Linked DNA regions of Homo sapiens: region 2 is linked to region 1. The links are chromatin loops, found by intact Hi-C in ENCODE. Cell type or tissue: mammary epithelial cell. All regions are shown on one strand.

Evidence for each region. A loop is a pair of places that touch in the nucleus more often than their neighbours do. Peaks named below come from ENCODE experiments on the same cell type or tissue, not always from the same donor. Only the 100,000 strongest peaks of a DNase experiment are listed, where the experiment ranks them.
Region 2: it touches region 1 in a loop (4-fold over the local background); 3 of 110 quality-filtered maps call a loop at or near these places.

What each region holds. Positions count from the first base shown.
Region 1 is chr2:110,208,260-110,216,259 of GRCh38, forward strand. MTLN (mitoregulin) reads right to left here and starts at 4,288. Exons shown (of 2, transcript NM_001384134.1): 1 at 3,956-4,288; 2 at 3,270-3,363. The coding sequence starts at 4,266. The coding sequence ends at 4,096. RefSeq lists enhancers at 4,191-4,440, 4,541-4,590. In mammary epithelial cell, no CTCF peak of the experiment used is centred here; a DNase peak (open chromatin) is centred at 4,302; H3K4me3 peaks cover 1,308 bases; H3K27ac peaks cover 1,453 bases.
Region 2 is chr2:110,154,338-110,162,337 of GRCh38, forward strand. It overlaps NPHP1 (nephrocystin 1), which reads right to left. Exons shown (of 20, transcript NM_001128178.3): 10 at 7,266-7,360; 11 at 5,790-5,918. Among named protein-coding and RNA genes, the nearest start is that of MALL, 43 kb to the left of the region's middle. In mammary epithelial cell, a CTCF peak has its summit at 3,021; DNase peaks (open chromatin) are centred at 2,364 and 3,014; H3K27ac peaks cover 1,206 bases.

The DNA of each region.
Region 1 (8,000 bases):
TGTATTAGAGAAGCAAGGGAAGGAGAATTTCAAGGGACAAAGTGGCCTCATCAAATACCCTCAAGGTAAAATGTGAGGATTCAGAAGAGCCATAGATATTAATGTTTCTGGAAGGTGCAGAGGGCAGATCACAGCAGACCAATGGGCAAAATATTTGGAAAGAAAATATTGGCAAATGATAACATCAACTAAAATAAATTTTAAGTCAAAATCCATGCATTTGTTAGCCAGGCATGGTGGCAGGCACCTGTTATCCCAGCTACTCGGGGAGGCTGAGGCACAAGAATCGCTTGAACCCGGGAGGCACAGGTTGCAGTGAGCCAACATCACACCACTGCACTCCAGCCTGGGGGACAGAGTGAGACTCCGTCTCAAAAAAAAAAAAAAAAAAAAAAAGAAAAGAAAAAATATGCATTTGTAAATAGAAAGCAGGCAGAGACTGCAGACGCAACAGAGATGATGTACTGGAGAACAAGAAAGGTCCTGAGGGAGATGCAGAATTCTGCAGAGGCCAAAGAGGAGACAGCCTTGGAAAGGGCCCGTGTGTCTTCTCTCCTGGTAAAGGAAACCTAATGAGACAGAGCTTCAAAAACAGTAGTTTTCAACCTCAGGTGACCATCACAATCACCTGAAGAACTAAAAATTCTAATACCCAGGCCATATTCCAAATGACATGAATCAAAATGTCTGGACAGTGGCATGCAAGAATTAGTATTTTTAAAGCTCCCTAGATGATTATAATGTGTAGCCCTGTTGAAAACTACTGCTCTAGACAAAACTATTGAGTAGGATGAAGGAATTCCCAGCTAACAGCCTTTATCTTCTCATATGGTTGATCTACTAGGAATGAAAGGCATCAAGAAAACTGGGAGTTTCAGGAACTCAGGTGCTAAGAAATGAGACAGATGCAGTCACAATAGAACGAATTTGTAGTGAGCCAAGTGAGAAAGGTGAAGTCTTTCTTTCAAGTTCAGTGGCTCAAAAGAGCAAAAGCAGTGGTGAAGGTAAATGTACAAGAAGGGATGGAGTCTAATCTGACCAGGGAGCCCAGGATGACTTATGAGGTTAACTGGAAGGGTGAGACAACTAATAGTCTCCAGAGTGGGCAGTTCTATAGGAGATGTAGAGGATGTAAGCTGTCCTAATGAGGTGGCGTTACCCCGAGACTAAACAGACAAGTACAATATAAAAAAGTCCAAGCCTGTTGATGATAAGGTCCGGAGTATGGCTGAAGCAATGTGGAATAGAACAGGTGGTCTGGGAAGCCCATATTGGGGGAGAAAAGGAGGCAGGGTAGGGTAGTAAAAGTGGGCCAAGACATGTAGATGCCATGACTAAATGGCAGTGAAAAATGGAGGTGGGGGAATATAGATTCAAGGAGTCAACAGTGTGTCATTTCCAAGTTATGACTGGCACTGACTCCTGGCTCCCAACTTTCCATTTCCAGTTTTGGCTAACGTAGGAAAAGTACTATCTCCACAGTATTTTGGGGGGGAAAAAACTACCACATTTAAGTAGAGCAAAGGTAGAAAAAGTGACAGAGGTAACGTCAAAGGTAACTGCCCACTACAGAACTGGGGAGTACAGTCACAGTGTAAAAAGGTAGTAAGCAGAAAACTAGAAAATTAGGAGCAGCACAGAGTGGCTAAAAATCCCATAAGGATATGGACAGGACTCGGAAGTAACACATGCCCAGAGGCAGGGATACCTAGAGGAGAGACAGGAGAGGGGCATGACTGTGTCAGGGTGCTGTACATAAGCAATGAGAAAGAAAGAATCAACATTGGAAGGACCAGGTCCACCAGGAACATGGCACAAGAATGGGTCCAAACAGGCAGAACTAGGCCAGTCACAATCCAGATGCTTAACCAGGCACATTCCAACAGTTTGGGGGTAATATGTCCCTCAAGAAACCTACCTTGTCTCAAAGAGTCTCAACTCTTGGAGCCTCAATTAGGGGTGGACACTAGGAAGCTTCAGCAAACTGCGGCCCAGATGGGACTGAGCTCCAGGAACCATTTCAATCCTTGACTACTACATTCGCAGAATGAAAACAAAGTTGGAGGTAATAAGGCATAATAGCCCCACTAAAATGGGGGGACGGTGGCGGGTGCTTCATGTGGAAACAACTTTCCTATGTTAACATGAGGTTGAGACACGGAATTAATCTTTGTAGGAATGAGCAAGGGTGGTGTTCTAGAAACACTCCTTGCAAATCAAAGGAACCAGGCACTCACTCTTGATTTTTAGATATAGGTAGGATTTATCACTAAGCTCTGTTCAGGAGGGTTTCTCCTTCATGTGTATTCCATAATGACACGTAAAAGAGATTTTTGCCAATAAAAACTTATACACTGGCCATGCACAGTGGCTCATGCCTGTAATCCCAGCACTTTCAGAGGCCAAGGCCGGTGGATCACCTGAGGTCAGGAGTTCGAGACCAGCCTGACCAGCATGATGAAACCCCATCTCTACTAAAAATACAAAAATTAGCCAGGCATAGTGGCACATGCCTGTAGTCCCAGCTACTTGGGAGGCTGAGACAGTAGAATTGCCTGAACCGAGGAGGCAGAGGTTGCAGTGAGCCGAGATTGTGCCATTGCACTCCAGCCTGGACAACAAGAGTGAAATTCTGTCTCAAATAAAAAAGAAAAAAGAAAAAACTTATACTCTGTACTTGGAACACACTGTTTCGTTTTGGGTTGAGACAGGGTCTCGCTCTGTCATCCAGGCTGGAGTGCAGTGGTGAGATCACAGCTCACTGCAACCTTAACCTCCTAGGCTCAGGTGATCCTCCTGCCTCAGCCTCTGGTTTACAAATTAGCTGGACTCACAGGTGTGTGCCACCACGGCCAGCTAATTTGTAAGTTATTTGTAGAGACTGGGTCTCCCCATGTTGCCCTGGCTGGTCTCCAACTCCTGGGCTCAAGTGGTCCTCCCACCTCAACCTCCTAAAGTGCTGGGATTATAGGCCTGAGCAGGGCCAAGGAATACACTGTTACTCTTGGAAGTTCAAAGGTCTTACATATAGCACCCTTACCTCAGTTATGTTTACACAGCCCCCTGCTTTCCAAAAAGTTCGGTAAAAGAACCCATAATGGTCCCACGGCCAAGTCTGCTTTGTGCCTGTACCAAAGAAGGGGCACGAGTTACATAACACATCTGCTCAAAAACACTAGTAAGTCAGTTTTGAAAATGCAGATCTCTTGATGCAGTAAGGTGCAAGAAAAACATGATACTTCCCCTTATGAAAAAATAAAAGGGTCAAAGATGTTTAATTTTTTTATTTTAAAAATAAAATTGATTCATAAAGTGCAAGAAGAAGTCATTTCTTTCCGGTAGTCTATATGCATCTTCAACAAGCTGTTAGAAACAGAAAAGAGAAAAAAATTAGAAATACACAATCTGAAACTTCAAGCCGTACTGTGGTATTAAACCATGAACCATAAGATCTGGTTTACGACAAGAAAACTGAGGTCCTGAAAATTGATCATGCACAGCTCTTCTGAAGAGCTAAGACTGGATGCAAGGTTCCTGACTTCCAGGCCACTGCTCTTTCCACTTTACCAGGCTGCCAACAACCTAAGAATTCAGTTTGGAGTTTACAATCGCCAAGGCGAAGATGTGCTAACAAGGATGTTACTGAAAAGAATTGGGGGTGGCAAGATCACCTCCCTGGTTCTTTTTTTCTTTTGTTCTTTCCAGTATTTTCTATACTGATGTTTAATGTTGTCAGGATGAACGACGACATAGCACGTTGGTAAGACATTCTCATTAAACACCCAGTGAACCAAACCAAGATACCGAAGAGCAAGTTATCAGGGAAGACAAAACTTCCACCTTCTGGTGTCTGTGGGAACAAGTCCTGTCTTCTGCGACCTAGCCAGAGTTGATCCTAAGATATCCGCCCGACCCCAAAGTCTCCCTTTGCAATGTCACTATGTGTACTGCTCACCAACACTCCAGGAAGAGCCGGCCATGGCAGGCGGGGACTGTGTGGCAAGCCTGGTTCTGGGCGCCGGCGGACCGGGGCTCCGGCGCGGACATGGCAAGGTGGCCATGAGGGGGACAGAATGGGGCGGAAGGCGCAGAGTCTCAGGCCAGGTCCAGCTTCTTCTGCGTCGCCGCCAGCTTGTCCTGCAGCCTCCTTTTCCTCCAGTCCAAGTAGCGCCTCCGCAGTCGGTTCGCCTGCCAGCCCAGGAGTACTCCAGAAGCGAAGGCTACTAGCACGGACAACTGCAGTGTCCTCTCTGACACATCCGCCATGGCTGCCGCCGGCGTGCAGCGCGGTCTACGGCGCGGCGGCGGGGTCAAAAGGCGCCGCGCGTTCAAGGGTGGGGCGTGAGACAAAAATGAAGCGAAGGCGGCGAGGCGTTGGATCTCTCGAAACTCACTAATAGTCCCATCTGTCTCGCCTTCAACTGAAGACTTTCCCAGGCTTTGGACGACCCCACCTTCCACTTTCCTGAACCCCCACATTTCTTGTTGATGCCTTACATCATTAGCTAACATTGGGGGCGTATCTTGCTCACCCGACTGTAAGCTCTTCACCGCTCTGTATTTTCTCTCAGCAATAGAATGGGAGTGACTGGCGTAACTTTAAATTTTCTGGTAACCTGTTTTTTAAAAAATAAAAACAAAAACATGGAATTGTTTTTAATAATATATTTACTTATCCCAACATATAGGGGATGTTATCATTTCAACATGTAACTCGTTTTTAAATTATTAAGGAGATGCTTTATTTTTTTCATACCAAGTCTTTGAAAACTGGTCTGTATTTTACAGCGAAAGGCACATCTCAATTTGAACACTGAATTTTCAATGGAGATACCTATCAGTGTCTAGATTTCATAAAATGTACAGTTGAAAAAGTAGATTTATATACCCAAGCTGTTCTAAAAACACAAACATTTTTCCAATAACCGAATGGAGTACCAATTTAAATTTAAATTCATTAAAATTTTTTAAAAATTATAAACTCAGTTCTTCAGTCACACTAGCCATATATGGGACCAGTGGCTACCATATTGGACAACCCAGGTCTGGGGGTCATGCTGTACCAGAACTAACGTGGGGTCAAAATTGTTGGGATAGGAAACAAACAAACACATTTCTAATGATGAAAGTCATTTTGACACCCCCCCACCATGACTTCCACCTCCTAGTGTTCAGGCCTTTGTGTAATCCACTCCCCTTGAGTGTGGGTGTGACCTGTGACTTGCTTCTAACTAATATAATAAAGCAAAGGGGATGAGGATGTCACTCCTGTGATTACTACGTATATTAATCTGTTCTCACACTGCTCATAAAGACATACATGAGACTGAGTAATTTATAAAGGAAAGAAGTTTAATTGACTCACAGTTCCACATGGCTGGGGAGGCCTCACAATCATGGCAGAAGACAAAGGAGGAGCAAAGGCACATCTTACATGGCAGCAGGCAAGAGAGCCTGTGCAGGGGAACTTCCCTTTATAAAACCATCAGATCTCATGGGTCATATTCACTACCACGAGAACAGCACGGGAAAGACCCACCCTCATGATTCAATTACCTCCCACTGGGTCCCTCCCATGACATGTGGGAATTATGGGAGCTACAATTCAAGATTTGGGTGGGCACACAGCCAAAACATGTCACTGTGTATATAACATTTTTTAGCAAGTTAAAGACTCTCCTGTGGCTTGATGAAGTGGACGTGCTGGAGAAGCTCACAGAACAAAGAACTGCAGTGGCCTCTAGGAAAAGCCTCCAGCCAACAGCCAGCAAAAATCTGGAACCCTCAGTCCCAAAACCACAAGGAAATGAACTCTGCCCACAACCTGAATGAGCTTGGAAGCAGATTCTTCCCCATTTGAGCCTCCAGATGAAAACACAGCCTTACACATTGATTGCAGTCTTGTGAGATTATAACAGAGGACCCAGCTTAATTGTGCTTGGATTCCCGATCCATGGAAAATGTGAGATAATAAATGTGTATTGTTTTAAGTGACTACATTTGTGGTAATCTGTTACATGGTGTAAGATATGGGACAAAACAGAGTGTTTTTCCCACCTTAACTCTCAATACAGACCACCTCTGTTCACTAAACAATACATTCAATACTCTGACACCAGAGTTGGGGTGAGGGAGACCTTTTTCCTATACACCAATGAATTCTGCAGCAGACAACAACTGGGTGTCCTCTAATTCAATTTAATTTTGACACTTACCTACCTGGATGTAGCATCAGCCTCCATAGGTTGAGGGCTCAGTCCCATAAGACTTCTTCCTACTTCCAATGCCAGTCACAAATAGCAGGTTGTCACCTATACCTCTGAAGAACTGGCTATAAATCAGGAATTCCAACAACCCCCTCCTTAGGTTTGATTAATTTTCTAGAACTGCTCAGAGAACTCAGATAAACACTTTACTTACTTTTACCCACTTATTATAAAGGATATTACAAAGGATACAGTTAAACAGCCAGGTGGAATAGATGGATAGTGTAAGGCATATAGGAAAGGGCATGGAGCTTCCATACCCTGTTTAGGACCACCATCCTCCAGGAACTTCCACATGTTTAGCTATCCAGAAGCTCAATCAAACCCAATCCTTTTGGTTTTTACGGAAGCTTCATTACATAGGCATAACTGATTACATCATTGGCCATTGGTGATCAAATTAACCTTCAGGTCCTTTCTCCTCCCTGGAAGCTGGAGAGTAGGGCTGAAAGTCAAATCATGCCCTGGCATTTCCTGTGGCCAGTCCCTGTCCTAGGGACCTGCAGTCATCTCATTAGCATACAAAAGTCATTCTTATCAATCACTTGAGATTCCAAGGATTTTAGGAGCTGTATGCCAGGAAACAAGAATGAAGACCATACACACACACACACACACACACACACACACATATATTCACAATATCACACACAGTAATAGAAAATGAATAAAGTCCTGAAAGGAAGGTCAGCAAGTGGAGCCTGAACTCAGCCTCTCTGCAGAGATCAGCAAATGGACTTTCATACTTGAGGCAAAACGTATCTTAGGAGGGAGATGATAAGGACAGTGTTGGGTCCAATGTGAATTCACATCTGCCACACTTAATGTTCATTTACTCAACAAATATTTATTGAACGCTGCAGTAGGCATTGGGAATGTAAAGGTGAATACAACACAAGGTCTGCCCTTAGCTTAGCACAAAGTAGAAGAGGTAGAAAAGAAATTTATGACACAGTGTGATGAGTTGGAATATGTGTGTAAGCATGTTGCTTAGACTTAAAAAAAGAAGAAAAAATCCTCATCATTTTAGTTTGTGAAAGCAAAACAAAACAAAACCCTCAGACATTCTTTCTCTTAAAATCCATCCAATCTCTCAGCCAATCCTGTTGGTTCTATTTTTAAAACATAGCCAGAATGAAATCGCTTCTTACCACTCTACTGCTTCCAACAGGTCCAAGCTGCCATCGCCTCTTTTCTGAGTGATTGCAATAGCCCTATCAGGTTTCCATGCTTCTATATCTGTCCACCACATTCTCTTCTCAATACAGCAGCCAGAATGGGCCTTTGAAATCAGAAAAAGTTGAATCATGTCACTTGTGAAAGTTGATCGTACCATTTGGGTCATTCTTGTCATACCCAATTAAAATAGATTTGAGAGGGCAGAGGGTAAGGCACTTAGGACACGAAACATTGCTCCAAGAATGTAAAAATTCTCTGCAAGCCTGGCTGCTGAAACTACCTGCTATAACCTGAAACCAGTCCTATCTATAGCTACTGAAACAATCTCCCAAAACTCTAAGAATAGTTTAACCCATTGCTGTCACTTACCAATCAAAACTTGTCAGCTCCTCAAAACCTTACTAGTGCCAATGAACTTCCTGAGAGCAAAACATAACATTTCTCTTTTTACAATGAAACCTCTAAGCTTCTCTTTGTTCTGCAGACATACCGAAGACCACCCAGTCTGCATGTATGTCCCAAGTTGCAATTCTTTCTTTCCAAATAAGATTTCCA
Region 2 (8,000 bases), 54 kb before region 1:
GGTATGTCTTTATCAGCAGCATGAGAATGAACTAATACAGTAAATTGGGACCAGGAGTAGGGTGTTGCTGAAAAGATATCCAAAAATATGGAAGCAACTTTGGAACTGGGTAACAGGCAGAGGTTGGAACAGTTTGGAGGGCTCAGAAGAAGATAGGAAAATGTGGGAAAGTTTGGAATCTCCTAGAAACTTGCTGAATGGCTTTTTGACAAAAATGCTGATAGTGATATGAACAATAAGGTCCAGGCTGAGGTAGTCTCTGATGGAGATGAGGAACTTGTTGGGCACTGGAGAAAAGGTGACTCTTGTTATGTTTTAGTGAAGAGACTGGTGGCATTTTGCCCCTGCCCTAGAGATTTGTGGAACTCTGAACTTCAGAGAGATGATTTAGGGTATCTGTTGGAAGAAATTTCTAAGTAGCAAAGCACTCAAGACATGACTTGGGTGCTGTTAAAGGCATTGTTTCATAAGGGAAGTGGAGCATAAAGGTTTGGAAAGTTTGCAACCTGACAATGCGATAGAAAAGAAAATCACATTTTCTGAGGAGAAATTCAAGCCGGCTGCAGAAATTCGCATAGGTAACAAGGAGCCAAATGTTACTCCCCAAGACAATGTGAAAAATGTCTCCAGAGGATGTCAGAGGTCTTCACAGCAGCCCCTCCCATCACAGGCCAGGAGGCCTAGGAGGAAAAAATGGTTTCATGGGCCAGGCCGAGGGTCCCCATGCTGTGTGTAGTCTAGGGACTTGGTGCCCTGTGTCCCAGCCACTCCAGCTGTGACTAAAAGGGGCCAAGATAAGCTCAGGCTGTGGCTTCAGAGGGTGCAAGCCCAAACTCTTGGCAGCTTCCATGTGGTATTGAGCCTGCAGGTGCCCAGAAGTCAAGAATTGAGGTTTGGGAACCTCTGCCTAGATTTCAAGAGGATGTATGATATGTCTGAATGTCCAGTCATAAGTTTGCTGCAGGGGCGGGGCTCTCATGGAGAATCTCTGCTAGGGAAGTGCGAAAGGGAAATGTGGGGTTGGAGCCCCCTCACACAGAGTCCCTCCTGGGGCACCACCTAGTGGAGCTGTGAGAAGAGGGCCACCATCTTCCAGACCCCAGAACAGTAGCTCCACCAACAGCTTGCACCGTGCTGCTGGAAAAGCTGCAGACACTCAGTGCCAGCCCATGAAAGCAGCCAGGAGTGGGGTTATACCCTGCAAAACAACAGGGGCTGAGCTGCCCAAGACCATGTGAACCCACCTCTTACATCAGCGTGACCTGGATGTGAGACATGGAGTCAAAGGAGATCATTTTGGAGCTTTAAAATTTGACTGTCCAGCTGGATTTTGGACTTGCATGGGGCCTGTAGCCTCTTTGTTTTGGCCAGTTTATCCCATTTGGAATGGCTGCATTTACCCAATGCCTGTACCTCCATTGTATCTGGAAAATAACTAGCTTGCTTTTGATTTTACAGGCTCATAGGCAGAAGAGACTTGCCTTATCTTAGATGAGATGTTGGGACTGTGAACTTTGAGTTAATGCTGAAATGAGTTAAGACTTTGGGGGACTGTTGAGAAGGCATGATAGGTTTGGAAATGTGAGGACATGAGATTTGGAAGGGACTAGGGGAGGAATGATATGGTTTGGCTGTGTCCTCACCCAGATCTCATCTTGACTTGTAACTCCCTCAATTCTCACATGTCGTGGGAGGAAACCAGTAGGAAGTGATTGAATTATGGAGGCAGGTCTTTCTTTTTTTTTTTTTTTGAGACAAGAGTCTCAGTCTGTAGTCCAGGCTGGAGTGTAGTGACATGATCTCGGCTCACTGCAACCTCCACCTCCCAGGTCCCGGTTCAAGCAATTCTCCTGCCTCAGCCTCCTGAGTAGCTGGGATTACAGGCACATGCCACCATGGGGGCAGGTCTTTCTTGCACTGTTCTCATGATGGTGAATGATTCTCATGAGATCTGATGGTTTTAAAAATGGGAGTTTTCCCTGCACAATCTCTGTTCTCTTGTCTGCCACCATGTGAGATGTGCCTTTCACCTTCTGCCATGATTGTGAGGCCTCCTCAGCCATGCGGAACTGTAAGTCCAATAAACCTTTCTTTTGTAATTTGCCCTTTCTTGGGTATGTCTTTATCAGCAGCGTGAGAACAAACTAATACAGGAAGATAGGAAAAAGAAAAGAGACAAACAAAAAAGAGAGAAAACAAAGAGAAAAAAAATAAATCAGTGGACTAAAGGCTTGAGGCTCCTCTCCAGTGTCTGCCTGCTTCTGAATGCTCTGCAGTGCCTTCAGGTAGTTGCTTTTTACTTTGCCCAGAGTTTACAATTACCCTCTCTGGGTGGGGTGGTCCAAGAGGAGCTGACTCAAACATTACTGGAAGTTGTGTCTCATTAGTTAGTTTTGGCAACAATGCCTTTGGTTTTGTGTGTGTGTATGTGTTTTGGTTTCTGTTTTTTTTTTTTTTTGAGACAGAGTTTCTCTCTGTCACCAGGCTGGAGTGCAGTGGCGCAATCTTGGCTCACTGCAACCTCTGCCTCCTGGGTTCAAGTGATTCTCCTGCCTCAGCCTCCCAAGTAGCTGGGACTACAGGCACACGCCACCACGTCCAGCTAATTTTTGTATTTTTAGTAGAGACGCGGTTTCATCATGTTGGCCAGGATGGTCTAGATCTCTTGACCATGTGCTCTGCCCGCCTCGGCCTCCCAAAGTGCGGGGATTACAGGCGTGAGCCACTGCGCCCAGCCCAATGCTTTTTATTCATAACTAGGCTTAGATTTATTAAAGAAGCACTCTTACATAAACAGCACGAGTATCTGTGCAGCTATTAAATATGTTCCATAACTCTCAATTTGGAAATCTCACATAAATTTCTTTCATAAAGTAAATTTCATTATTTTGATATATTATTGAAAATAAAATTCCATTCCTTTTTATGTTCTTATATATGAGAACACAGAGAGGTACAGGAAAAAGTATCAAACCAGATGTATGAAACAGAAACCAATTCAGCTCTTGGTCACTGAGGACACCTACTGGCTCATTTGTGGCAGTGATTTTGTGCAGAATGTATTATGGAAGTGAGGGAGGATTACCGTCATAACATAAGTTCATTTCTTTACCCCAAGTTCAGATGAAATAAAGGCATTTTCTTCATGCTGGGGGTTAGCAGTATACTCAGCATGTGCAAAACCAAGCCCATGTCAACTCCTCCAAACGTGGTCCTCTTCCAGTGTTCCCCATCTCATTGAATGTTGCCACCATCCATCCAGATGCGGAAGTCAGAGACTAGGTGTCATGCCTATACCCCACTCCTCCTCTCTCCTCCATATCCAGTCCATCACCAAGCTTCGTTGATTTTTACTCCCAGATATCTCTATCCACATCTCTCATCTCCACCTCCACCTCTCTAAGTTATCATCACCACCTCTCATCCAGACACTCTTTGAAAGAACTATGTTCTTTCCATGTATAACATCACTCTGATAACTTCCCTTACATTAACTCATTTAATTTCACATTGACCGTTATCAGCTCAAGCAGCACTGTCTTCTCAGGAAGGAGCTTTGACTGTAGATTTGAGAATTCTTTTCTAACATAAGCATCTAGTGCTATAAATGTCCCTCTAAGCAATGCTTTAGCTAACATTCCACAAATTATGATATGTTGCATTTTCATTTTTTGTTCAGTTCAAAATATTTTCTAATTTCCCATGAAATTTCCTTTTAACCCTTTGATTATTTAGAAGTAGTTTTTAAATTTACAAGTATTTAAGTATTTTTCCATTTATCTTCCTGTTACTGATTTCAAATTTAATTCCATGTAATCAAGGACCATATATTATATGATTCCAATTCTTTTCAATTTGTCTAGGTTTGTTTTCTGACCCAGGACCGTCTATATTGGTGACTATTCCATATGTACTTAAGAGAAAGTGTATTTTACTATTTTGAGGTGAAGTGTTATGTGAATATCAATCTAATCCAGTTTGTTGATATGTTATACAGTTCTCTTACATCCTTACTAATTTTCTGTCTGCTTGTCCTATATTACTGAGAGAGAAGTGTTAAACTCCCCAACTATAATAGAGGCCCCAACTATAATTGTGACTTTGTCGGTTTCTCTTTTCAGTTCTAACCATTTTTATTTCTTGTGTGTTAAATTTCAGATGTTAGGTATGTACCCACTTAGGATTACTATGTCTTCTTGGTGAACGATCTCTTTTATCACTATGTAGTGCCTGAAGTCTACTTTGAATGGTATATCTTTTCTCATCCTTTTTTTCTCTTAAGCTACCTATAGCATAATATTTAAGGTGGGCTTCTTATATATAACATATAGGTCAGTCTCTCTCACTGTGGTTTTCATTTGCATTTCCCTGATGACTTCTTACATGTTGACTATCTTTTTATACTTCTAGTGGTTTTTGATACTTCTTTTTTGAAGAGGCTATTCAAGTCTTTTGTCCCTTTAGAAAACTGAGTTATCTTTTTATTTCTTGGATATCTTTGACTTGTTCCTGGTCTTAGGAAAAAAGTGTTCAGTATTTCACTGTTAAGTAAGATAATGCTAGTTTTAGGTTTTTTCTTGTTGCATTTTGCAATTTGAGGACTCTCCCTTCTATTCCTAGTTTGTAGATAATTTTTTAAAAATCATAAATGGGTGTTGAAATTTGTCAAATGTTTTTTCCTTACCTCTTAAGATGATCATATGATTTTTCTTATGGCAAATTATAATGATTGATTTTCAAATGTTAAATGTGATTACCCAGGAATGTACATTTGAATTCCTGAAATAAACCCCAATTGGTTATGACATAATGTCCTTTTTATATATTGCTAGATTCAATTTAATAATATTTTGTTTAGAATTTTACTTTCTATATCTATGAAGGATACTGTCTGGTAATTTTCCTTTCTTGTAATGTCTTGTCATATTCTGGGGTCATGTTTTTTCTGGCCTTATGAAATAAGTTGGGAAACATTTCTCCTTCATCTGTTCCTTGGAAGAATTTGTATAAGATTGGTATTATTTCTTCTTTAAATGTTTGAAGAAATTCACAGGTGAAGCCACCTAGGCCTGAAGTTTTCTTTGTGGCAAGATTTTTTTTTAATTATAGGTTTAATATCTTTACCAGAGGTTATTCACATTTTCTATTTCTTCTTATGCCAGTTTCAGTAAATTATGGTTCTCCAGGAATTTATCTATTTCATCAATGTTGTCAAATTTACTGGTATAAAGCTGTTTATAATATCTCCTTATTGGCCTCTTAATGTCTGAAGGATCTGTGATAATGTCTCTATTTCCATGTCAGATGTTAATAGTTTGTTTTCTTTTACTTTTTAAAAAAGTCTTAATAGTCTCACTATGCATCTTTCAGTTTTATTAATGTTTTCAAAGAATCAACTTTTGTCTTTTTTAAAATTTTCTCTTTGGTCCATCTGTTTTCTATTTCATTAATTTCTACTCTTATCTGTATTATTTCCCACTTTCTACTTTCTTCAGGTTTAACTCACTCTTCTTTTTCTAGCCTCTTGATTTGCTAGCTTAGATCACTGACTTTAAATCTTTTATCTTTTTTTTAATATACACAATTAAAACTATAAATTTCCATCTAAGTACTGTTTAACCTGTATCTCATTTAAAAAATGAATTTTTCAAAGAGTCATTCAAATTTTTCTTTGGTACTAGGTAAAAAATACTCTCTTGGGAATTGGGGAGGAGTTGAATGGAAAAGAATCTAAGGGAATGTTTCTCCATAATCCTAGTATGAATTGATTTACTTCTCAGTAACCTTACCTTATTACCATCAAATAGACAGAGGCGTACATGTCTGCTGAGAACCTGTATGCTCATTCCTGGAAGAGGAATCATTTTACAGCTCCATAATGTCAGAATCAATGAAATACGACTTGGTCTCGACCTAATCTGAAAGAAAAATTAGTTATAAAAAAGTTTATTTTTATGATTTCTAACACAAATCTGTCTTTTGTGAATTCGGCTTATGAAAATGTATACAGAATTTTTAAAAAAGAAAAAATTTACACATATACAATAAAAGTTTCAATACTCTGTTCATTGAAAATTAAATCAGTCATTTTAGGTAAATTTTTCATAGAGTTACATTTGAAATATTGCATTTTTCTTAAATACTTAAAAGCTGTGATGAAAGGAACAATAAATATTGGCAGGCAAAATGTATATGATCTATGACTATAGAATCACTGTATTCCAGTCCCGGTTCACTCCTACAGAATGTGGGTAAGTGCAGAAGGCTAACGCAGCATAAAACCAATGCCACCTGGCATTAAGATTATCCCCACTATTTTTTATTCCAAGCAATTATCTGCATAGTTCCTTAGTTTCTTAATAGGTGTTTTAACAGAGAGAATGCACTATCTGATATATTTATTCAGATCTGCTTCATAGGTATAATTCAGATTGTGAGTAAATAAATTGGCATTCTGATTTTTTATTTTTTAAGAACAGCTTCAATTCATTAAACTTTACATTCTGCTTTACGGTCATAAGCCTTTTCATTTAAATAACTTATATTAGACTGGGACTGGTGGCTCACACTTGTAATCCTAGCACTTTGGGAGGGATAGGAGGGCAGATTGCTTGAGCTCAGGAGTTTGAGACCAGCCTGGCAACGTGGCAAAACCCCATCTTTACAAAAAATACAAAAATTACCTGGGCATGGTGGTGTAGGCCTGTGGCCCCAGCTACTCAGGAAGCTGAAGTGGGAGGGTCGCTTGAGCCCAGGAATTTGAGGTTACAGTGAGCCATGATCACACCACTGCCCTCTAGCCTGGGTGACAGAGGGAGACCCTGTCTCAAAAATACTACTACTACTGCTACTACTACTATAAATGATAATAATGGCTAACATCTATTGAGTTCTTTTCATATGCCAGGCATTATTCAAAACCCTTCACACACATAATTATCAAAATAACTTTATGTTGGAAGCATTACTATTACTCCATCTTTACAGATGAAGAAATTGAGGCAAAGAATGATTAAGATAGAAACCTAGTATTATTTCCTTTCTAACAATGAGAGAAGAGTGCAATGGAGAAGAGAAACAAGATAAAGTCAAGGTAGCAAGTCCAAATTCTGCCTTAGTTATAAAAATATCGCTATTTTCAAAATTATCATAAACAATTTTTTTGTTTTTTATAATTCATTAGTCAATTAACATGTTGTTTGTCTAATTGCAACTATGACAAAATCTGGAAGAGTTACACTTTTACTGATAGTAACTATACTTACAGTGCCTTCTGTAGCATCCCACATCAGATCTCTGAAGGCCAGTTGTGAAGGCATGAGCTCTGGTTGTAAGAAGTAATTTGCTCGAAATTGATTCCCTGAAAAAATCATTTTTTCTTCATTTTCTTACAAAGAAAGAAACTCCAAATCAAAAATCCATAATGTTATGCTATGAACTAGAGTACAGGCACTTCCAAAATGCCACGCTGCTTACTAAGAACTTGCTTTCCAAAATAGAAGCGCCAATATAGATTTATGGATAAAAACAGCAGTACAAAACTTACAGATACAAACACATAAAAGATCATCTTAAAGCACCTTTAAGAAAGACTTTTAGGCCAATAATATGCCCCATGATGACAAGGATTCATTCAAATATTTTTGTAAAATGCAGAAATCTATGAGCACTTTTTGGAGACTTCAGAAAAAACAAAGTCGTTAGTTTTACTTCTTAACACAAAAGCATTTTATGCTCTTCCTCCATGCTTTAGTCATGAATAATACTTTTAATAACATCATTTATCCATTCGAGAAATAATTTTTGAGCTTCTACTCTTGCCAGATGCTACACCAGGTTCTAGAAATACAAAGATAAATCAGAGATATGTCCCCTGCCCTCCATAGTTTACAGTTGAATGGGAGGAAAATTTTCTTAGAAAATAAGTAGACAAGCAAATAAATAAAATAATTATTAGGGGACATAGAGCTATAAAGGGTGTTCACATGAATGGGAGTAAG